Linked DNA regions of Mus musculus: region 1 is linked to region 2. The links are chromatin loops, found by intact Hi-C in ENCODE. Cell type or tissue: heart. All regions are shown on one strand. Each heading gives the region's core, and the rest is flanking DNA. Links, peaks and the distances in the headings are about the cores only. Region 1 has its middle 18 kb from the start of Igfbp4. Region 2 holds the start of Gjd3 (gap junction protein, delta 3).

The links. Peaks named below come from ENCODE experiments on the same cell type or tissue, not always from the same donor. Only the 100,000 strongest peaks of a DNase experiment are listed, where the experiment ranks them.
Region 1: a loop joins it to region 2, with 2.8 times the contacts of the local background. A loop is called at or near these places in 2 of 42 quality-filtered maps.

Annotation. Positions count from the first base shown.
Region 1 is chr11:99,053,295-99,064,696 of GRCm38, reverse strand. No RefSeq gene overlaps it. Among named protein-coding and RNA genes, the nearest start is that of Igfbp4, 18 kb to the right of the region's middle. In heart, for the core only: a CTCF peak has its summit at 3,196 (motif pointing right); a DNase peak (open chromatin) is centred at 4,086; H3K27ac peaks cover 1,365 bases.
Region 2 is chr11:98,974,918-98,986,812 of GRCm38, reverse strand. Gjd3 (gap junction protein, delta 3) reads left to right here and starts at 3,793. Exons shown (of 1, transcript NM_178596.3): 1 at 3,793-6,866. The coding sequence starts at 3,797. The coding sequence ends at 4,633. It overlaps Rara (retinoic acid receptor, alpha), which reads right to left. Exons shown (of 9, transcript NM_009024.2): 9 at 11,871-11,895. In heart, for the core only: a CTCF peak has its summit at 4,627; DNase peaks (open chromatin) are centred at 3,062, 4,052 and 4,702; H3K4me3 peaks cover 2,450 bases; H3K27ac peaks cover 2,881 bases; H3K27me3 peaks cover 3,731 bases.

The DNA.
Region 1 (11,402 bases), core at 83-8,082, 79 kb before region 2:
TGTGTTTGAAGACAGCTACAGTGTACTCACACATATAAAATGAATAATTTTAAAAAAAAGTGTGTGTATGAAGCAGGGGTATGAAAACATGTGTTACATTCAATGTGGCTACATAAGAAAACGTGCTGCATTCAGCATGATTACATGAGAAAACATGTATTGTGTTCAATGTGGCTATATATAAAGTTCACCAAGGAGCAGATGAAAGAAGCCCAGGGCCATCAGGACCTTCGGTACCTGGTCAGGAATGTCTAGAGAATGTTCTTTGTTTGTTTGTTTGTTTGTTTGTTCATTTATTTGTTTTTCTTTTACAAAATGGCTCAGCAATTAACATTAGCTATTCCTTTGGCAGTGGGTGGTGTTATATTTTTGGTTTTCGAGACAGGGTTTTTCTGTGTAGCCCTGGCTGGCCTGGAAACCAGGCTGGCCTCGAAATCAAAGATCCACCTGCCTTTGCCTCCCGAGTACTGGGATTAAAGGCGTCCACTACCACTGCCCAACAAGCACTGGCTGCTCTTGCAGAAAACCCAAGTTTTATACCCAACATCCATGTGGCAGCTTAAGACCATGTTCAACGCCAGTTCCAGGGCATCTGACACCATCTTCTGACCTCCAAAGAAACTAGACACACATGCAGGACATTCATATACACACAAGCCAAAATTAAAAATAATGATAATAAAATAAATGAAGTTAGCTTCAGGACCACTGTGTACTGGTGAACTGGTTGTGCAATGCACAGCTATCAAGATAACTCACTTGGACTTCACTCTAGAGGTAATGACGGTGGCGAGACATCAAAGGGCTTTTCCACTAAGAGGAATTGGTCAGATCTGGGCTTTTGAAGTATGGTTGTGGGGCAGGAGATGGGATCTGAGCCTGGGGCTAGGAGGAATGTGAGGAGTGAGGAATCTGAGGACTTGGAGTTCAGAGCAGGACAAGAAACACCTCAGCAGAGAGGGGCTGTAACCCTGCTTGATCTGGGTCCCTGCTTCTCTAGGAATCTAAGAGGACCTTGTGAGAAAAAAGCCAGACTGGAGATCCCATCTCCTTCAGCACAGGTTCGTGTGACAAATACCGCACTGTGGGGCCTCAGAGATTAGATACTTACTTCCTTTAAGGCTAGGTGTAGAGATCAGAGCACAGCATGGCAGGCCCTGCTGGAAGCACTCTCTGCTTCACAAACAGCCATGGCCTCCCTGGGTGCTCACACAGGTTTACCCCAGAGATTGCATGGCAGGAAGAAAATTCCCCGCTTCTTAGAAAGCATCAGTCCAGGCGGGCGGTTCACACTGAGAGGCAGGAACAGGAGGATCAATGGCCATCTGGCCAGCCAGGGATGCATAGTGAGAGGCTGCAGCTCACAGCCCAAAAGATACAATGTGCTGAGCTATCTTATAAGGAGTGAAAAAAAGGGGGGAACCCTGGGGACCCTCTCTGTCTCCAGCCCTGAGCTGATCAGGACACTGGGGAAACACACCCCTTCTATTTCTGGTGCACCTCCCCCTCTGCAAGCCGCTCTAGGAGCTACACAAACTGTTATTCCTTGACGGAACACATGAACACACACCCTCCCACCACACTCTCCTTAAGACCCATCAGGGCCCAGGACAGGAGTAGACAGGAGAAGGAACCCCCCGCCGCCCCGTCCTGCTGTCTTACCTGCCCACAGTACTCAGCTGTCGCCTTTGTTGTTCATTTATTCATTCAGCAAAAATTCACTGAGTATTTACTGTGTGCCAGGCTCAGGACACCCAAAGGAAAACAAATAAGAGCTCACAAGTTGTAGAGAAACAGAAAAGTAAATATTTGAAAAAAATCACAGAAGACGGGGTGGTGACACATAGCTTTAATCCCAACACTCAGGAGGCAGAAGCAGGTGGATCTCTGAGTTGGAGGCCAGCCTGGTCAACAGAGCAAGTTCAAGGACAGCCAGGGCTACACAGAGAACCACTGTCTGAGAAAACAAAACAAAACAAAAACAAGCAAACAAAATGGAGAAGGCTGCACATGGGTGGTGGCCGGCGCCTAGAATCAACACTCAGGAGTTCAAAGAAAGAGGGTTACCTTAACTAGTTAAAGGTCAGCCTGGGCTACATAGTAAGTTCCAGACTAGCCTGAGCTACTGAGACCTTGTCAAAAGAAGAAAGGGAGGGAACAAAACAAAAAGAAAAGGAATAAAAGAAAAGGTGAGGGAAGATACTGTACACGGACTGGCAGGGGAGCTGCCAAAGGAGGTGCCACTGGCCTGAAGGTTGATGCGCTGATGATTAAAGAAGTGATTCGGGTTGAGGGAGCAGCATGTGCCAAGGCCCTGGGGCTGGCATGAGTGGTAGTACTAAATAGGCTGGAGAACAGGGTATGGAAAACCCAGAACAGTCAGTGGGCGGCCGCTGAGGATGGAAAGCAAGGGCAAAGGTAATTCTCCCCACCCCCCAACCTCCCTCCTCTGCTCCCGAGCCTAGAATATCACAGCCTGGCCCCAGGGACCTCCCAGGTGCTCACACATCCAAGCCTCTCACTTGGGGTCACGGGCTCTTCTACGTGCCTCTCCATCCATCTTCCCAAGTGACTATCCCGACAGCTTTGTCTCTCAAATGCCTGAATGTCCCTGTTTATCCAGGTGCCTGAAGATTCCCCTCTCCAACCTCAAGGTGAATTGTTGGGGTAAGAACACTGTCCTCATTCGTCACGTGCTTCTGCCTGTGGCTCAGACAAGCAGGTGTCCCGTCAAGGCCTGCCCGTACCCCACCCTCATGCGTCTTTGCACGTAGGCTGCTCCCAGACCTGGTCTTCTTGGCTACCCACCCAGCCAGAGCTGGCCCTGCTCTACCTACCCACGCTCAGCTGTCTCTTCTCTGATGTGACACAGCCCCACTCTCCCCAAAGTTGCCGTGTTCCCCACAACTCCATCATCTGTACAGAGTAGGGTTGGAAGTGACCCTGCCTCAGCCTGCCAGGCCTTTTTCTTTCTTAGAGCCCCAAGGACAGTCCCCATGAAAAAGGACAAGGGCTGTTTGCATTCTGGTGGGCAACCTTGCCTGACCACTCACTGTCAGGGGTGGGTGGGAGCATCTTCAGTACTTTCTTTCTTTTTTAAATATTTCTTCATTCTCTCTCTTTTTTAAATTTATTTATTTTATGTATGTGAGTACACTGTCACTGCCTCAGACACACCAGAAGAGGGCATCAGATCCCATGATACATGGTTGTGAGCCATCATGTGGTTTCTGGGAATTGAACTCAGGACCTCTGGAAGAGCAGGCAGTGCTCTTAACCCGTTGAACCATCTCTCCAGCCCTCTTCAGTATTTTCAAGGCCCCAACTTATATACATTTTTATTTGTTTGTTTTTGTTTTTCCAGATAGGGTCTCACTAATGTAGCCCTGGCTGTCCTGGAACTTGCTATGTAGACCAGGCTGGTCTCAAACTCACAGACATCCTCCTGCTTCTGTCTTCTGAGTGTTGGGACTAAAGGCGTGCACCAACATGTAAGCCCCTATGTGCCTAGCATTTAAGAGTCACCAGCTCCTAAGTTCATTCTCTCTTTTAGGGATAAGCAACTGGGGCAGGCTACAGAGGCTCCTACAGACCCCACTGTAGGGCTCTTGAGAAAGAGATGGTCACAGACCCAGGGAGCATGGGTTCCAGTTGGCCTGGCCTGACCCCTGGCACAACTGCAGACCAGGCCAGGGTCACCAAGCAGTCACATGTCACATTGAATGAGAAGCCTTCAGCTATGGCTGAGAAATGAAGTCGGAAAACAAGTCGGCCAAAAGCGATTGGACTTCTCTCTTTATTTAAAAAAAAAAGTTTTGAAGGGGGAAAAAAATACCCTATTGTCCAACTAACCTTCCACGATGCTGGAAAATTGCATTGATTTCCTGAGCAGTCTGGTCTAATTTCCCCTGGGTGGAGAAAGGCCCCCTGCTCCCCTCTCTCCCATCTCCTCTAGCTTGGAAGATCTGGCTCAAACACCAGGAGGAAGAAACAACCAAAGATTCCCCCACCTGACCCCTGACTGCGCATGCCTGCCTGCCTGCCAGCACCCAAGCCTGCCTTGGGCAGCCCCCAGCAGCTGCTGTGGGCCAGGCCAGCAGTTCTGCAACCTCACCTCACTCTCCCAGCAACCTGTGTGTGTGGGTTGAGCAGCTTGTCTTAGCTTGTTCACAACCCAGCTGGGTCACCTCAGTCTCAGGGACCAAGGACAAGCGGATAGATGGAAGCAACCCCTCTAAAGCATTCGTTGGTGTAGCTGCCAGGCTTCTAAGGCGGCCCTCTGCAGCTGGGGGAAGCTACCAGGCCCCAGTGCCCTGCGTAAGAACCTCTCTGCCAAAGCCAAGGCAGTCAAAGTTAAAGAGGATGATCTTGAAGCCACACCAAGGAACCAGGGAACAGGCGTGGTCAGTCCTTACTTAGCAACCTGCAGCAGAGCTGTGCCTCAGGGGTGGGGTGTGAGGTGCTGCTCCTGGAAGGAAGGACTGACTGCTCCTTCAAGCCTCCACAGAAGATGTTCACAGCTGCACCTCTTGCACCCAATACTGCTGTCTACCAGCTAACAGAAACACTTCTGGGTCACCAGGGAAAGCCGTTCTTTCTCCCTGCCCCGACTTCCCTTAGGTGTCTCCTGCCATTCCTGAGCACTGACTTTTCAGACAGGTCTCCAATCACCATGACAAATGGTGACAACAGGGAGAGCAGGTTCCCAGGTCCCAGAGGAACACAAGTAAGGAGGTTGGAGATGGGAAACCTAATAGGGAAGTTAAGATTCCCTTCTTGGGGGTTCTTAGTCTCCTTGATAAAAGAATTCAGGAATGGACTCAAACAGAAGCTCAAGGACAATTTTATAAGCAATTCCAAAGAAAAATGTCCAGGGCTGACAAGCTGTAAACTTCAACAGCTGCCCAGGGAATGGAGGAGAGAAGGGGGGAAAAGCCATGCCCTTTAAGCTAGCCCTAGAGGTCAGACACACAGCAGACATGCAGGCTCAGGGTGAGAATGGAGACTTCAGAGGAAGAGTAAAGAAGCCCAAAAGTATGGTCAAAACCCCAAGTGTTAAGGAAAGCAAGCTTGGGAAGGGGATAACATGAAGAACAGGAGAAAAAGCAGGCAGACCAGCAAGAACACATGGCCACAGACCAGAGAGTGATTGTGCTGCGGCAGGGCTTCTGGGAAGGAAACACAGAGCATCTCACTAAAGGACTAATTATTCCGCCCCTTGTTGGTTGTAAGTGAAGTCATGAGCTGTAGGCTGGCCTCAAGTTTCTGATCCCCCTGTTTCAGCTTCCCTGGAATTACAAGGCAAGGGCTGCCATTCCCAAGGTGCCTTTATTTCAGTTCTGACAGCTTCCTCCCTTGTCTCTGAACAAGATTCTCTGAAGACAATTGCTGATCAACCAGCCATTTTGTTCTCTGTTTGTCCCATGATGTGAGACACTAGGACAGCACCCCCAGGACACGTGAAATACCTAACCTCGGTTGCTTAAAGTGATCCTAAAGGATCACTCCTCAGCCTCTGTTACTTACCGTCCCCCAACCTGGGATCAAAATCCCCACGCCACGTCTCTATAGAACACTACAGACACCTATATGTTTTTAACGACACAACTACCAGCTGAAGACAACAGCTAGTTACACATCTTTTCAAAAACACAACCAACAAGGGGCTGGAGAGATGGCTCCATGGTTCAGAGCACCGATTGTTCCTCCGGAGGACCCAGGTTTAAGTCTCAGCACCCACAAGGTGACCTAGGTTCAATTCCCAGCATCCATAAGATGGCTCGTAACCGCTACTAACCCTAGTTCCAGGCCTTTGTAGGTTCCAGGAACTTGAATAGTGCTCAGACATACATACAGGGAAGACACACACTTACATAAAACAAGAGAGAAGAAGGAGGAGGAGGAGGAGGAGGAGGGGGAGGGAGGGAGAAGAAGGAGGAGGAGGAAGAGGAGGAGGAGAAAGAGGAAGAGGAGGAGGAGAAAGAGGAGGAGGAGGAGGAGGAAGAGGAGGAGGAGGAAGAGGAGGAGGAGGAGGAGGAAGAGGAGGAGGAGGAGGAGGAGGAGGAGGAGGAGGAGGAGGAGAAGAAGAAGAAGAAGAAGAAGAAGAAGAAGAAGAAGAAGAAGAAGAAGAAGAAGAAGAAGAAGAAGAAGAACTATTTTGAAAATTAACTATGAGGATTTACAAGCATCTAATACCTATCACTCCTTAGAGGGCTTACATAGTTGTGGGTTTGTTTGTTTGTTTGTTTGTTTGTTTGTTTGTTTGTTTGTTTTAGACAGGGTTTCTCTGCGTGGTGTTGTCTAGAACTCCCTATGTAGACCAGGCTGGCCTCGAACTCACAGAGATCCATTTGAACGCTTACATAGTCTAAGAGGCATCTGTACACAGAGTCAATGTCAGCAACAGTTAGCTTCATGGTTATGTACAAAACATATATAGAAGTTACTTCTTTTGCAGAGGATGGGGAGTGGGGTCTCATTTTGTAGTCCTGGCTGTCCTGGAACTCATTATGTAAACCAGGCTGGACTTGAACTCACAGAGATCTCCCTGCTTCTGCTGGAATTAAAGGCACACAGCACCACTCCCTGCCAGAAGCAATTTCTAAAGGAAAATTTAGAATCTTTGGCTTAGAAGAACAAGTCTATAGCTCTGTCTTATTATCGTGATGGAACACCATGACCAAAGTCACTTGGGGAATTAATGGTTTATTTGGCTTATTCTTCACATCACACAGTTCATCATCAAAGAAGTCAGGACCAGAACTCAAGCAGGGCAGGAACATGGAGTCAGGAGCTGATACAGAGACCATGGAGCTTGCTGGCTTGCTCCCTGGGCTTGTCAGCCATCTTTCTTATAGAACCCAGGACTACTAACCTAGGAATGGCCCCACCCATAACGATCTGGGCCCTCCTCCATCAATTACAATGCTCTAGAGCTTGCCTACAATCTGATTTTATAGAGGCATTTTCTCAATTGAGGTTCCCTTCTCTCTGATGCCTCTAGCTTGTGTCAGGTCGACATAAAACTAGCCAGTACACATGCCAACCACCAAATTCTGAATTCCCTTATAAACTTAGGGAATGCTGCTAGCTATTGTAAATAGATTGTGCACAAGTGTGTCTTCTATGTGCAATAGCAAAATGTTTGTTTTGCCAGGGTAAACAGGTAAAAGGCAGCCGATGGCCCTGAAGAGGACAGAGGAGACAGTGTCCCTGGACTAGAGTGACTCCAGAAGCTGATGGGAACTTCCATCTTGACTCCCACCCCAGGCCCAACCCCCTTCAAGTGGTAGGCACCGCAAAATTATGTCTCTGTCCCTTTGTGGTTGCCAAACTTGGGGTCACAACTTGTGCTGTGGTCACCTATCCTCCATAAGCCAGTTACAAGAGCCAGGAAGAAGAACAAAGAGATGCTGAGAACTCCCCCAAGTCTGTCTTCCAAGGACCTCAAGTGAGATTACAGTTTAAGTAGAGAGCCAAAGATAGGCACATGCAAGCTGTCCTGGCCAGGGTGTGGTTCTGCTCACCAGTAAGTGATCCTTGTTGGGGCTTCAGTCTCTTTCTGTAAGGAGGTCTGACAAGTCCTTGGAACTGTGTGAAGTCTCTCTCCGAAAGTCAAGTTCCCTCTCTGGGTGGAACCTTTCCCTTTTCCCCAGCCGAATGTTTCTGGAGAACATCCTATTGCTTTGGAGTCCATTGTCCAATTAAGAGACAGAAGTATCTTTTTTAGAATATCTTCATTTCTGCTAGATTTGTTATAAAAGGTCTCACCAGACCAACGTCTCAGGGATGTTGAGTGTGGTGGTTTGAATATGCTTGGCCCAAGGAGTGGCACTATTAGGAGGTGTGGCCTTGTCAGAGGAAGTATGTCACTCTGGAGATGGGCTTTGAGACCCTCCTCCTAGCCATGTGGGAGGCAGTCTTCTCCTGTTTACCTTGGAACAACATGTAGAACCCTCAGCAACATGTAGAATCCTCCAGCACCGTGCCTGCCTGGATGCTGCCTTGCTCCCACCTCGACGATAATAGACTAAACCTCAGAGCCTGTAAGCCAGACCCAATGAAATGCTGTCCTTATAGGAGTTGCCTTGGTCGTGGTGTCTGTTCACAGCAATTAAGACCCTAACCAAAACAGTGAATAACCTGGTTTGTCCGATTCCGGAGTCTGACTCCAAAGCTGTCCCCAGAAAGTCACCAAAGGTCAGTTCTGGTTTCCAACCCTCACTACACAGCCCCAACTTCTCTCTAGGCCCAGGATCCAATGATATCAGCTTAGGAGGGTGGGGGGAGAAACAATGGAACATCTGTGGTCATGGCTGGGTGCCAAGATCCTAATCCTAGCATCTGGGCCTCAACTTTCCCATCCATAGAGCCTGGGCTGTCTATAACTGAGTTGAACAGTGGTACAGTGATTTCCCAACCTCCTGTTCCTGTCATCCTGAGTGCATCTAGAGCCTCTCCCCCTTGGCTTGGGTGGTCTTTAGGAAGAGGGTTCTGGCCCCAGTTTCAGAATTTAGAGTTGGGAAAGGGACCAAGAGAATGAGTGGATGGAGCCAGCTGTGGAAGCCGCTAATCTCCATTCTTTTTCCCCCCCAGCTCCACCCCAGGGGACCACACTGCCGCCTCCGCTGAAAGCAATTTGTCATGCCCTGAATTAAGTGATTCCAACAAGGGCTTAATTTCAGTTTAATGGCTCTGTTTTTATGTGTAATTAAATACCATTGCATGGTGAAAATATGTTGTTTGCACTTTAGAGACTGTGTAAGGGCCTGGGAAGCCAGACCCTTGGAGTTTAGACTCACAGGCTCCCGCAGCCTGGCTGGGATTCGTCTACATGGGGGTTGAGAGGTGACCTCAAGACCCCGAGGAAAGAAGGAAAGGGGAGTGGTGGTCTTTCTGGCGCCTGCCACTCAGGGGAGTGTGTTTCTAATTATCTGCATAACCCCCTCCCCTTCTACCCTCTGACCTCAACCCTCCCCAACCCCTGGGGCCTCAGACAGAATGGGCAGGATCTAATTAGATCCCTGGCTGATGACTGAGGTGCTCTCGGTCCCCCACAATGTGTGTGCCCAAAGGCTGGTAGCTTTTCCTTCCTCCTGTGTTTACAACTGCCCCTCCCCTCTCACCTTCCTCTCAGCTGCTCCTGGCTTCCCAAAACCTTCAATCCACATCCCTACCCTCTCCTCCATCAGAGGTGGCGTTATCTATCACAAGGGCCTGAAACACGGTGGGAATTTCTTCAGCTAGGAATGTTTTTTTTTGGGGGGGGGGCGGTCATTTGCCAAACAACCACATGCCTTCCAGGAAGGGGAACTTTGCTGGTGCCCAAGTCCTTGCACAGGTCATGACAATCCTGGAGCAGCTTGGTGGCAGAGGGCCAAAGGGCTGGGATGATAGGCTTTTTCTGGAAGGAGCTAGGGAATGGCAGAAGCTAAACCTCAGGGCTTTTCTAGATGGTAAGGCAGAAGGCTGACCCACCCTCAGCAGATCAAGGTTTGATGTCCACTGAGTGATGGGAATGGGAACTAAATGCCAGCGCATGGATGAGCCAAGAGACCCCCACCCCCGTAGAAGGAAATAACTTTTTTGCATATATTTTTATGTGTTTGTGTGTATAAGCGAGAGACAGAGATTGGGACTGTAGTGTGTGAGCGTGCATACGCCACTGTGTGCCTGTGGAGATCAGAAGACAACTTGCAGGAGTTGATACTCTCCCTCTGCCATGTCGGTCCCGGGAACTGAACTCCGGTCTTCAGGCTTGGTGGCAAGTGCCCTTACCCACTGAGCCACTTTGCTAGTCCAGAAAGAATAAATTTCTTGTGGTGGCAGAACAGAGCAGAGAAGACAGGACCTCAGTTCTCAGGATATACAAGTCTGGTCCTTGCCATCTCCCTCCTAAGCTGCCAGTCCTAGGACCATAGGGACATTCAGGGACATGTGGAGGCCAGGACAGGAGGGCACCTCTGACTCTGGGAATGTCATGCAAACGCAGTGTTGCTTTTCTTTTCTTTGACATAAGTCAACCTACACAGAAGAGGAAGGGTGATTGTGTGAAATGTGAAACCCCTCCAAAGCACGCTGTTACCTGGCGCTGGACAGCTTTCTTCAAAGCCTACGGTTTACTCCCTAAAATAAAGATCCACTCAATGTGGGCTGGAGAGATGCCTGCTCTTCCGGAGGTCCTGAGTTCAATTCCCAGCAACCACATGGTTGCTCGCAACCATCTCTAATGGGTTCTGATGCCCTCTTCTAATGTGTCTGAAGATAGCGACAGTGTACTCACATAAATAAAATCTGCCAGGCAGTGGTGGTGCACATCTTTAATCCCAGCACTCGGGAGGCTTTCAGAGTTTGAAGCCAGCCTGGTCTACAGAGTGAGTTCCAGGCCAGCCAGGGTTACACAGAGAAACCTTGTCTCAAAAAACAAAAAACAGGGGCTGGAGAGATGGCTCAGCGGTTAAGAGCACTGACTGCTCTTCCAGAGGTCCTGAGTTCAAATCCCAGCAACCACATGGTGGCACACAACCATCCGTAACAAGATCTGGCGCCCTCTTCTGGAGTGTCTGAAGACAGCTACAGTGTACTTACATATAATAAATATTTTTTTAAAAATTAAAAAAACAACAAAACAAAAAACAACCCCCCCCAAAAAAACCCAAAAAACAAAAAGCATATACTCCACAGTTCAGGAATCACTAAGCCACAATCACACACACACACACACACACACACACACAGAGTACATACAGACATGAGCCTCTGTATGTGTTAATAAGCTTGGCTCTGCTTTTTTTTTTTTCTCCAGAGGGGCTAAAGAAGCAGGGGTTCGAAGGTGTGCCTTAGGGAAAGAAATATGCCCTTGGCCAAGAAACCCGAAAGTTAATCTTGAGGCTACACCACCCCACTACCTCAACATGCCTTGGCCTGGGCCCCAAAAGGAGCCGGCCAGGGGCTGAAGGGACCATTCTTAACCTTATTCTCTCCTGCTGCAGGCAAAAGCCAAGCTAGAGGCCTCTGTAGAAAGTCCAGGTAAGTAAGGAAGTTGGAAGCTAGTGAAGTCAGGAGCCTGTGAGTCTCTGGATCAGGGAGGGGACTGGAGGACAAGGACAGGGACAAGCCACTATTCCTCAAGGGGCAAGAGACTCAATACAGAGTCTCTAGGCCACTTTTGACCTCCAGGGAGAGACTTTCATCTGATATTATCAGCACACACACACACACACACACACACACACGCACACGCACACGCACACGCACGCACGCATGCACGCAAACTACACCAGAGAGAGAGAGGGAGAGAGAGAGAGAGAGAGAGAGAGAGGGAGGGAGGGAGGGAGGAAGAGAAGAGAAGAGAAGAGAAGAGAAGAGAAGAGAAGAGAAGAGAAGAGAAGAGAAGAGAAGAG
Region 2 (11,895 bases), core at 1,230-9,229:
TGGGCTCCAAGGGTTTTCTCACCGTGTCTCCGAGACTCTCTCTCTCCTTGTCCAGTCCCCACTTCTTTCTCCATCCCTCCTCTCCTGGCTGGGAGGGAAGTTCAGCCCTATTGGCTGATCAGCTCTTATTGACAAGTCAGAGAATAAATGGGAAGCGAAGCCCACACAGCATTGAGGCAGGAGACACTTAGAATAAGCATTCCAATACCCTGTCTGCATTGCAACCAGACACTGAGGCAGAGACATCGGCATTTGAATATAAAGATAATTTTTACAGAGTATGCACGTAACATTGTGCCTATACTCAGGAGCCGCGCAGGTTTGACGATGGCTACAGAAGGACCGGAAATGCTGGAGGACTCCCACCCCTTCCCCACCCAAGCCCCTGACCCGACTCGGGAGCTGGCCCTTCTGCCCAGGCCTGTACATTTTGCATGGTACTCTCATACTGAATGAGACACTTACTGGACAGAGTCCAGGAGAACAGGGAGAGGAGCCGGCAGGGGACTGGGACGCTCTGACTGTGCCACCCTCTCGCTCACTGCCTTTTAGCCAACCAACAGATATTTCAGTGTCTCATGTGGCTCCAAGTATTCTAGGTGCTGGGGGTGACATAGAAGGGAGCACGCAATGTCCCACCACTAACCTCGCTTATATGTTTAGCTGAACAGACAAAATCTCTAATGATCAGTACAGAAGAGAAAGGCAGGAAGGGATAGAAAGCAGGAATTACATTCAAAAATAGCAATACTACTGAGCAGGCTGGGAGAGATTCCATTCGGCCTTGGGTTTTTTTGTTGTTTTTCTGTTTTGTTTTTGCTTATTTCTTTCATTTTCAAAAAATGTTGTCATGTGTCAATTACGGTACTGTTATGAACTTATTAGATATGAACACGTCCACGCCCCTGTGTATGTCCACCTGTGACTGATGCGGGACTATGGCTCCACAGCCAGACTGAGGTGTCTGGGACACAGAAGAACCCTCTCAGCCCAGAACTTCTTCAAGCAGGGCCAAGAAGGGCCAATGCCACCAGCTCTGGGTATTGTCAGCAACACCTCCCGGGCTGCCCACGGCTATCTAGGACTGGGTCCTAGAGATTGTAGAGTCTCCTCTGGCATGGGGAGCTAGGTGGGGGACAGGGCAGAGTGACAGTGGCTCTCCATCTGCTGCCCCACCCTAGCATCTCTGTGGCACGATCCCACTCCCTGCAGAGTCACACTGGGTGGGGTCGGGTGGGCTCAGGTGGGGTGGGGTCTGGTGGGCTTTTTCCAGCCTGACGAAGCAGGAGCAATGGGGGCTGGGGCTGGGACCATTCCTGGGTAGTTAGGAAAGAAGAGATGTGACCCTGAGCCTCCATAGCTGAGGACAGGGTGCAGACGGCAGCTCGGCCGGAAGTGAGTGGCAGGGGTCGCCCGGTGCTCCACCTCACATCCTGTTTTCAGAATGTGGGGTTCCAGCACGTGCTATTCTCTTGGATTTTATCCAGGGTAGCGCCCCCACACCCAGGCCTATTTCTAAGGGACCCTGCAGGAGGATGGAAACGTTCAGGGGCACACCCAAGCTGGAGTTAACCAAAAGTTTTTCCAGGCTGGGCTAGACCCCTGACTGAGCCAATCAGTAGAGAACACATTTCCCATTAGGGACCCACTGTTAACAGACAGAAACCCATGCAGGTCTTTGTACTGACTGGGGGAGAAAATATCACGGAGTACGTGAGGACTAATGACCTATCCCTTCATAGGAGTACGCACAGCCCACCTCAGTGCTGAGACCCTCAGCCCCACGCAAGACCCCACCCAGGTATAGAGAGGTGGCAGTTTTCCCTCGCAAGCTGTGAGGGAGCATGCGCTCCAGAACCATTGAGGCCAAGAGTGAGTTCATGGTCCGCCTTTCACTGACTGCGCATGTGTGACTCTCTAAGCCTCGGTTTCCCCGGCTGTAAGGCTGTAAATAGTGCCGGGGTAGCTGAAGACTGAATGAGTGGGTGACTGAGGTAGACAGAAGGGAGAAAAACACCATCTTAAATCGGGAGTCCCTCTTCCTGGCCCACTCGGGTCCCCGTGGATTGTCTATCATGGTCCCGCATCTCCCCGCACCTAGACTGGTAGACAAAGCTCCATATTAGAAAATCCTTGGCAGAAGCTTTTCTCACTGCTGTTGACCTTATGAGGTGCCACACACCTCACGGTAAACCTAGACATTGCTGAGTAGGAAAGACCAGAGCTTTGGCTTAACCACGGTAGCCAGCTATCTCCACATCTTCCTGATGCCCTCACGGAGTATTTCCAAGCACTGGGTTTGGGGTTTCTGTAACACAGCTGAGACCTGGTCATTAAGATGGGCGACTATGACGGGTGTGGTGATGCATACTTAATGTCCTGCACTTGGGAGGCTGAGGCAGGAGGATCATTTACTTCAAGGGCAGCCTGGCCTATACGGTAAGGTCCTGGCCAGCTTGAACTACACAGCGAGACTCTGTCTCGGAACAAAGTAAGAATCTTAGAGTTTAGCTGGCTCAGGTGACAGACCAAGAGATCTTAGCCCAAGTGACCTACATGGCTCATCCAAGGTCCAATAGTGGCAGAACCAAAAGCCCCCCCCCCCCAAAGCCATATTTGTTGTCCCCTAAAAGCCGAAGTTATCTCCCTCTGGCCCACAAGACCCTTCAAAAATGGGGTCAGTTGGTTGTGGTGGACCTAGTCTTCAGTTTGAGGAGTCTGCCAGGAGATAGGGTTCCCATGATTGATCTCTCTGGCTCCCTCAATTAAAAAAAAAAATGTAGCTCTAGTTAGCCTCCGTCCATCGCCAGATGGAGACATGGCTATGGGATGGGCATGGGGGGTAAGGGATGGAAAGAGAAGGCAGGAAGGACCCAACAAGGGGTGTGGCCCTGGATCTATTTCCAGGGTGGAGCCGGACCACAGGTCACCCTGTCCCTTTAAGAGAAGGGGGAGAGCTAGCCCCTCTCAGCCATACTTGTCCTATCATCCATCCCGGCCAAAGCCAAAAAGGAAAATGAAAGAGGGACCCAGAGGGACAGGTCCCAGCTGTCTCTCAAGGTCCTCCGCTCAGCTCTAAGGCCCAGGTCCCGGGGTAAGTGGGGTTGGGGACATCTAGAGGCCACTAAGGGTCTACAGGGACGGGACGTGGTGTATTCTGTGTGTCTGGGGAGGCTTACAAGAGATGCTTGATAATTGCTATCAGAGAGGAGTCGAGGGGGCTGTGCCCGGTCTCCTTGGCTGAGGTTGGTGAGGAAGGGAAGATTGAGGGCGGGCGAGAGATCCTAAGTTGGAAAAACAGGCTTCTGTGTCAGCTTCCAACCCCAAAAGGCGTTCCCTGCTGCGAGGTGAGAGAGAAAGGAGACAGTGGGGGCTCACCCGGCCTGGCCCTCCCCTTGCTCCCAGGGGTCTCAAACAGAAGGAACGTAGAATTCTAGACTCCAGTAGCCGCTCTTGCTCCTGGCACAAAAAGCCAGGCCAGCAAGGTTGGCCCTGAAGAAGAACCTAGAATCTGGGGAACCTTAGGGTCTCCCTAGCCAAGCAGGCCCAGGCCAGGTGTGCGGGGAAATCCCTCCTCAGCACCCCTCTATGCCCATATGAAGGAATCCCATAGCTGAGGATGGACTATCCTCACACTCTGACATTAACTCATTAAACCCCAGAAAATATTCTTTCCCTGGCGCCCTCCGAGATTGTTGAGGGACGGGGGTGGGGGTGGGGGTGGGGGGTGGCGGGGGACAGGGGGTATTCAGCCCGCCCCAGCCTGTGACTACCCCCTTTCCTCGTCCCCAGCGTCATGGGGGAGTGGGCGTTCCTAGGCTCCCTGCTGGACGCGGTGCAGCTACAGTCGCCGCTCGTGGGTCGTCTCTGGCTGGTGATCATGCTGATCTTCCGCATCCTGGTGCTGGCCACGGTGGGAGGTGCGGTGTTCGAGGACGAGCAGGAGGAGTTCGTGTGTAACACGTTGCAGCCCGGCTGTCGCCAGACCTGCTACGATCGCGCCTTCCCGGTGTCCCACTACCGCTTCTGGCTCTTCCACATCCTGCTGCTGTCGGCGCCGCCGGTGCTGTTCGTCATCTACTCCATGCACCAGGCCAGCAAGGAGGCGGGTGGTGCGCAGCTGGCCCCGCCGTGCGCGCGCGGGCGTGCCGAGGCGCCGTGCTCCCCGTGCGCCCTGCGCGCTCGCCGCGCGCGCCGCTGCTACCTGCTGAGCGTGGCTCTGCGCCTGCTCGCCGAGCTGGCTTTCCTGGGCGGCCAGGCGCTGCTCTACGGCTTCCGCGTGGACCCGCACTACGCGTGCGCCGGGCCACCTTGTCCGCACACGGTCGACTGTTTCGTGAGCCGGCCCACCGAGAAGACCGTCTTCGTGGTCTTCTACTTCGCCGTCGGGCTGCTGTCGGCGCTGCTCAGCGTGGCGGAGCTGGGTCACCTGCTCTGGAAGGGTCGCCAGCGCGCCAAGCTGCTCCCGCCGCCGCCGCCGTCGCCCTCTTTGCCATCGCAGCGCGGGGACCCCGACCCTTTCGGCCCGCCAGCCTACGCGCACCGCTCACCGGCAGGCGACAGCGAGGGCGAAGGCGGCAGCGGCCACAGCAAAGCGTCGCTGGCTACCGTGCGCCAGGACCTGGCCATCTAGCGGCGAGATCGGAGGCTGGATATCAGCACCCGGGTCCTTGGAGGCAGAAGGCTTTGCTTCTGAAAGACTGCGTAGGACCCTGCCTGAGCAGAAGATGAGCAGAGGGGACCGCCAGGGTTCGGGTGGGGGAGGTGTCGCACTTCCTAGTGCTGGTTACGGCAGCCGTGTTAAATCAGGGAGGCTCCTCGGTGCTGTGATCCCTGCGGAAAGGGAGGACGCCAAGGGCTCCCCTGAGAGGCGGCAAACCGGCCGTGGGTGACCTGATTGTTGCACCGGGGACAAAAATCAACAGTGATGGCAACATTCCCAGGTTCCCTGCTAATTCAGAGAAGAGTGGTTTTCCGTGAGCGCTCTGCACACACTCTCTCTGGACACACTCAGATGGGTTGGCTGCTCAAGCATAGTAAACCTCTATGAGCTGTGTGTATTTGCATGTGTATGCTTGTGAGGGTCCGCACATGCGTGTGTCCACACGTATACATCTCCCAAGTGACAGGCGATAGAGACCTGGGTTCATGCCTGCGTGCACAGAAATGTACATGTATGTCCTTGAAGGCTCTGTGTGGATGCATGTACGCATGCGTCCTGTGTTAGCTCTGTATACACACCTATACACACGTACATTCTGTGTGTGCATCCGCCACCACTGTCAGTCACTAACCCAGCCACCTATGAGGCAACTCTGTCCCCAACAGGAACTGACAGCAAACAGTCCTGTTCAGTCAGATGTGTTCTGGGCCCAGTGGCCAGGCAGGGTAGCCCAGTGGCTAGGCAGGGTAGCTAAGCTCCACCTTGGAGGCTGACTGGGACTGGGGTGGGGCTCGACTTGAAACAGTGCTGTGCTTTCGGCTTACTTCATCTCTGGTCCCACCTGCCATTGTTCCCTGTAATCTATAAATGTGACTGACTCCTACCAATCGTCAAGGAAAGCTGCCCTTCAAAGAGAGGTGTTTCTGGGTCCCCATTCCCTTGCAACTAGCCTAGACTTTTTGTTTTTGTTTTTCGAGACAGGGTTTCTCTGTGTAGCCCTGGCTGTCCTGGAACTCACTTTGTAGACCAGGTTGGCCTCGAACTCAGAAATCCACCTGCCTCTGCCTCCCGAGTGCTGGGATCAAAGGTGTGCGCCACCGACTTTTTTTTTTTCCAAAGAGATGCCACATGGCTCTGTCACCCTTTTCGTTCTGTCCTCTCACCTGTGTTCCTCCTTTGTCACCTGTGTGGCCATCCTGAATACCCTCACTAGGACCAAGTGATTAAGCCCTGACAGAGCAGGCCTGGCTGCCTTCCCCTGCACCCCTGGCTCTGTCAGATCCACTGCCCAGGCCCTGCCGTTAGCCACCATACCCCAAACAGCTCGTTCTCCCCCACACCAGCCTTCCTCTGGCCTTTGTATGCCCTGGGAGCTTTCTACATAGCCTTATTGGCCATAGGGGAATTCCCTGTTCTTGGGGTACAACCAGCCTTTTCCCCAGGCTTGCTGCACACTAGGCTCCCCTTAGTTGGGCCTCCACCCCTACCTTGCCATCCGTCAAACCAGCCTGAAGTTTCTGTCCCCGGCAAGCATGCCCACTTGGTATGCCAGTTTTAGACATGCTGTTGGGTGCAGTCTTACTTTCTGAAGGCCTGCCCCCCCCCCATTGCCTGCCTTTGTCTTTTGGTCTCATTTGAAGAAAATGTGCCTCAAGGCATGGCTTTCTCTGCCCTGAGCTACAGTCAGGCACCCTGTGTTCCAGCCTCGTACCATCTGGGCATGACATATAGTGTTTTGGGCTCCATCACTCCATCACCATGCTGAAGCCCACGCCCGCACTCCCAGTGGACGAGTCTGGTTCTCGGATGTCGGGTCGAAAGCCTGGAACCCTCCACTCAAGCATACTCGTGGATGTCCAGCTGCCTTCCAAAGACAGTCACTCAACAATAGCGGTTCAAGATCACTCACATTCAATACAGTTGCACATGAGACACAATGTAATATTTAGGTTTGATTTTGATTTCTGAGATAGGATTTTTGGGGTTTTGTGTTTTGTTTTGTTTTGTTTTTGTTTTGTTTGAGATAGATACATAGCCCTGGCTGGCTAGGAACTCAATTTGAGGCTGACCTCAAATTCAGTGACTTCAGAGACTGTCCCTGGCTCCCACTGCCAGGATTAAAAGCACACATCCATACTTACAATGTAATTTCCAATTTTCATTCAACCACATTAAAAAAGCAAACGGACACAGGCAAGATTAATGTAAGTAGTGTTGTTTTCTTTAACCTACCTTATCCAAAACAGTCCCGCTTGAGCGCATCGTCCGTCAGTGTCTGCAAGGATCAAGGAGATATTTCCCATTCTTTTTCTCACACCAACCTAGAGTGTACTGTACACATAAGGTACATGCCAGTTCAAACCAGCCCAGTCTGCAGACACGGGTGTGGCTGGCTGGCACATGCAGCCCAGATCCAGATGTTGGGCACCTACATCTACAGGCTGGCACTTCTGTCCTCATAGAGTTTGCATTTTGGTGGGAAAGACATCAGAAAAGATAAGGGGAGAGCGATGTTCCTGAGGAGGTGACACTTAAGGGACCAGTCATGAAGCCGTTTCCAAGAAAAGCATTCAGGTATTCAGGTAGCCAGTGCCAAACCTCGAGGTGGAGGTGTGCCAAAGCCAACAGAGAGACTAGTGTGGCTGGAGTTGATCGAACATGGATGGATGTGGTAAGGAGTGGCCAGCAACTTAGAAACAGTCCATCAGATCTTTTTTTTTTTTTTTTTTTTTTGGTTTTTCGAGACAGGGTTTCTCTGTGCAGCCCTGGCTGTCCTGGAACTCACTCTGTAGACCAGGCTGGCCTCAAACTCAGAAATCCGCCTGCCTCTGCCTCCCAAGTGTGGTCCACTCCCTTACTGGCGCACCTCCACCTGGTGGGACCACCTCTGCCAGCTGTTGTCCAAGCATCTGCAGCTTGTTTTCTGTAAGACACCAGTCACCTACACCTCTCTCATCAGCATCTCCTGTGTCTGGTGTTCTCCGCCCCTGCAGCAGCTGCCCAGGATCGTCTGTTGCCTAGAGCTGCCCACAGCCTCTGCTCCTGCCCTAGATAGCGCCTTTTGAACTTAGCCTTGCCAGCATAAATCTCCCTTCAGGGCTGAATGCTGCTTCTGTCACCCTTGTCCCAGCCTCTGCAGCCGCACCTTCTCCATAGTCACTCACAACCAGATGTGAGCTGCTGACAAATTCTGATCACAACAAGCCACCTAATTATCCCCACACCCCACACAGTTAGTGTCCCGAAGGAAGGGGACTCATCTGGCATAGATTCCCGAGTCTCCATAGGGAAACGCTTCTGACTTGGTCCATTACTGATCTTCCGAGTCCCTCTGTCCTCTGTTTGCGGAAGGAAGATGAGTTTTGGCACGACAAGAGCTCAGCTAGGGGTGTGTCTGCCTCCAGGCGACATTCCCATAGCCTCCGAGGAGGCATTATGGGAATCCAAAGTGTAGAGGCTGCAGGCGGAGTGCAGTTTGGTGGAGTGCTTGCTGAGAGGGAAACCATGGGCTCGATCCCCAGGCACGGGGAGGTGGAGGCAGGAGGATCAGAAATGCTGGGTTATATCCTTGATTATATAGTGAATCCAGGGCCATCCTGGGATACCCGAGACCCTGTCCAAAAAACAGAGGGTTGAGTAGGCTGGAGTGAACTACGTGTGGCGGCATACAACTGTAATCTCAGATTCTAAGAGGCTGAGGCAGGAGAATCTCAAAATTCCAGGCTTGCTCGAGCTACAGAGCAAGACCAACAGAGATGAAGAATGTTGTTAATCATTGTGAGCACCCAGGATAAACTCTCACAGGACAGGAAAAAAAAAATACTAACAATAAATTTTTTAAAAAATCCCACTCAAAATGTCACCACTAGACCTGGGTTACATAAAAAGACAGACAATGTCTTAAAAAATAAAACAGGTCAGGTGTGAGCGTGCTCCCTTTTAATCCCAGAACTTGGGAGGCACAGCGAGAGGAGCTCTGTGAGGAGCACCAAACGTAGCATCTAAACAAGTCAGGACTCCATCGCAAAACCCTGTCTCAAAAACAGAAAAATCTGGAGAAACTGCTTCACAGCAACGAACTGTGGAACAGGAAAGACAGCTCAGGCCCAGCAAGTCACCACAGGGAAGACACTCCGCCAAGAGGGGCCTCACCAACACACGGGCCTCTTTTAGGTTGTTGTCAAAATGTCCTGTTAGCATTTTGTGGAAAGGGACAATGAACCTCAAGATAGCTCGCCAAAGCTTATCTGTAAAGTTCCAGAGGCTGGAGGGATGGTGTAGCCTGTGGTAAAGCGATTGGCCTGAGGGCAGGAGAACCGAGATCAGATCTTTAGCATCCACCTAAAAACAATGGGCCCATTGATGCAAATGCAGGGGTATAGAGGCAGTGGAGTCCTGTGGCTTGCTGGCCAGCCCGTCCAGGTCCAGCCACGTTTGTGAACTCCAGGCTCAGTGAGAGACCCTGCCTAAAAGATACTGTAGGCTCAGGTCAAGCCAGCCACAGTGAATGGGAAAGGGGGTCACCAAGCCCCACCCCAACTGCGGAGCTACTGGCAGTTGCTAGCTCCTCGGAGAGGGAGTGAGTTTTCTTCAGGGATGATCTAGCAGGTGGCCCTATACCTATGGGTGCATAGGCAGCACCAAGTAGACTCAGTGGGTTTTTAAATAGGGCACATGAGGCTGGAGAGATGGGTCAGTAGTTAAGAACATGAGTTGTTCTTCCAAAGGACCAAGGTTCAAATCCCAGCACCCACATAGCAGTTCACAACTGTTCCAGGGGTTCTGATACCCTCACACAGACGTACATGGAGGCAGAATACTAATGGAAATAAAATATAAAAAAATTAAAAGGGCACATGAAGTTGTTGGGGGCACTGGCGAGGGGGCAGAAGTGGGGGAGTGGGGATGGAGGTGTATTTGATCAAATTCAGTATATGCAAGTATAAAATCTCAAAAAATAGGTAGCTGAAGAATTTCAAATATACACAAAATCATCACACAAACTTTCAAAAAAAATTTTTTTAAAGATTTATTTCACGTATTTGAGTACTGTGACACTGTCTTCAGACACACCAGAAGAGGGCGTCAGATCTCATTACAGATGGTTGTGAGCCACCATGTGGTTGTTGGGATTGAACTCACGACCTCTGGAAGAGCAGTCAGGGCTCTTAACCGCTGAACCATCGCTCCAGCCCCTCAAAGTATTTTACTACATATCTGTGTGCACACGTGTATGTGTGTCCACAGTATGAATATGGAGGTCAGAGAACAGCTTGTGGAAGTTGGTTTTCTGCTCACACGGGTCCTGGGGATCAGCCTCAGGGTGTCAGGTTTGCTGGCAAGCTCCTTTCCTGCTCTGCCATGTCACCCAGGCCTCACACAACTTAGTGTCCTATTGGACGTTTGTTCACACAGTCAAGAGCCACTTGGAGGGCCCAGAGAGATGGCTGAGCAGTTTAGAAGGCATACTGTTCTCCCAGAGGGCTTGAGCTCAGTTCCCAGCACCCCATGTCAGGTGATTCCATCTCCAGGGAACCCACCATCCTCTTAGAGTCTGTGGGTATCTATCTGCAAGCACACAGAAACATGAATTGTACAAAGTTGTCAGTTCACCTATTTTGTGTATGAAACAATGTTTCCCCCTTTTTGTCTCTGGACCTTAGATAGGTCAGTTTGTACCTCCACCCTCTCTTTAGTTTCCCTATTTCTTGTTTGTTCTGTGCTGGGGACAGACCTCAGGACCTGCATATGCTGAACAAGTACTCACTTGCTTGAACCACTGCTAACCCAGAACCCTTCCTCAGTTGAGTTTCTTTTCTCCTCCTGTCTCTCTCTCTCAACAGGGTATCTCTGTGTGTAACCCTGGCTGTCCTGGAACTCAATCTATATACCAGACTGGCCTCAAACTCAGAGATCTGCCTGCCTCAGCCTCCCTCTTCTGGAGTGCCTGAAGAGAGTGGCAGTGTGCTCACATACATCAAATAAAGAAATGAATTAAAAAAAAGATTTATTTATTATATGTAAGTACACTGTAGCTGTCTTCAGACACCCAGAAGAGGGTGTCAGATCTTATTATGGATGGTTGTGAGCCATCTCTCCAGCCTTAAAGTATTTATTAATGTAGTGAAATCCCCTACTCTTTGTTCTTGCTTTATAATGCTATGTGATAGCAAATACCCTGGTTTTTCCTTTTTTAGGGCAAGATTTTACTATGTAGTCCAGGAACTTGCTGTGTTATACACCAGACTGGCCTTGAACTTGTAGTAGTCCTATTGCCTATGCCTCCTCAAGCACATACTGGTTCTTGTAAGGCCATGTACATTTATTTCAGCTAAATAACCACGTTTGAAAATTACTAGTGGGGGCTGGAGAGATGGCTCAGCGGTTAAGTATACTGACTGTTCTTCCAGAGGTCCTGAGTTCAATTCCCAGCACCCACATGGTGGCTTACAACCATCTGTAATGGGATCTGAGGGACAGTATATCACATACATAAAATAAATAAATAAATCTTAAAAAAAAAAAAGAAAAAGAAAATTACTAGTGAAGTATCTTCCCAATGCTCCCGAGACAGTGAGTTAAGTGAGCAGCTGCTGCCACCTAGTGGCTGACATAGACATGGCTAGAGCCTCTAGGGAAAGAACCGGTTGGCTCAGCTTCCCTGCCAAGGACAGAGGGACTCCAAGCACCTTGGGGTATGTGATGCATCTGGTGTCTCAGAAGTGTTTCCCCAAGGAAGAACCCCAGGTTGAGCAGGGACCCTGAGTGCTCAACTTGCCACTGTGTGTCACCCTGGGCAAGGAAGGACATTGGTTTCCCTGGGCTGAGATATGACAGTAAGGAACTGATAGTGGCAGGATTGTGAACATCAAGTGTAGCCACTGGTCTGTCACTGGGTAACTTCAAGGCCAGGGGCTCTGAGGCCAAGGACTGGCTTCCTCTCTCAGATTGTGGGGAGGGGCTTTCCTCCTCCTCCTGCTCAGCTCTCCTTTCCCAGAATCCCCCGCTGTAGGTGAGACTCTCCCTGCCCCCGGTTTGAGGCCACTGCCAGATTGGGTCTATCTCAGCTCTCAGGGTCTCTGGCCAAGTCTTTGGCACTTAGTGCTTGTGCCAAGCCACTGTGACCCAGAGCCTGTAGAAAGTTCCCATCTTGAGTCCCCTGCCCAGACAGGGAGAGGAGAGGGTGGAGGCAGAGAGGCAAGAGGCATTATAGAATAAATAGAACTTTATTC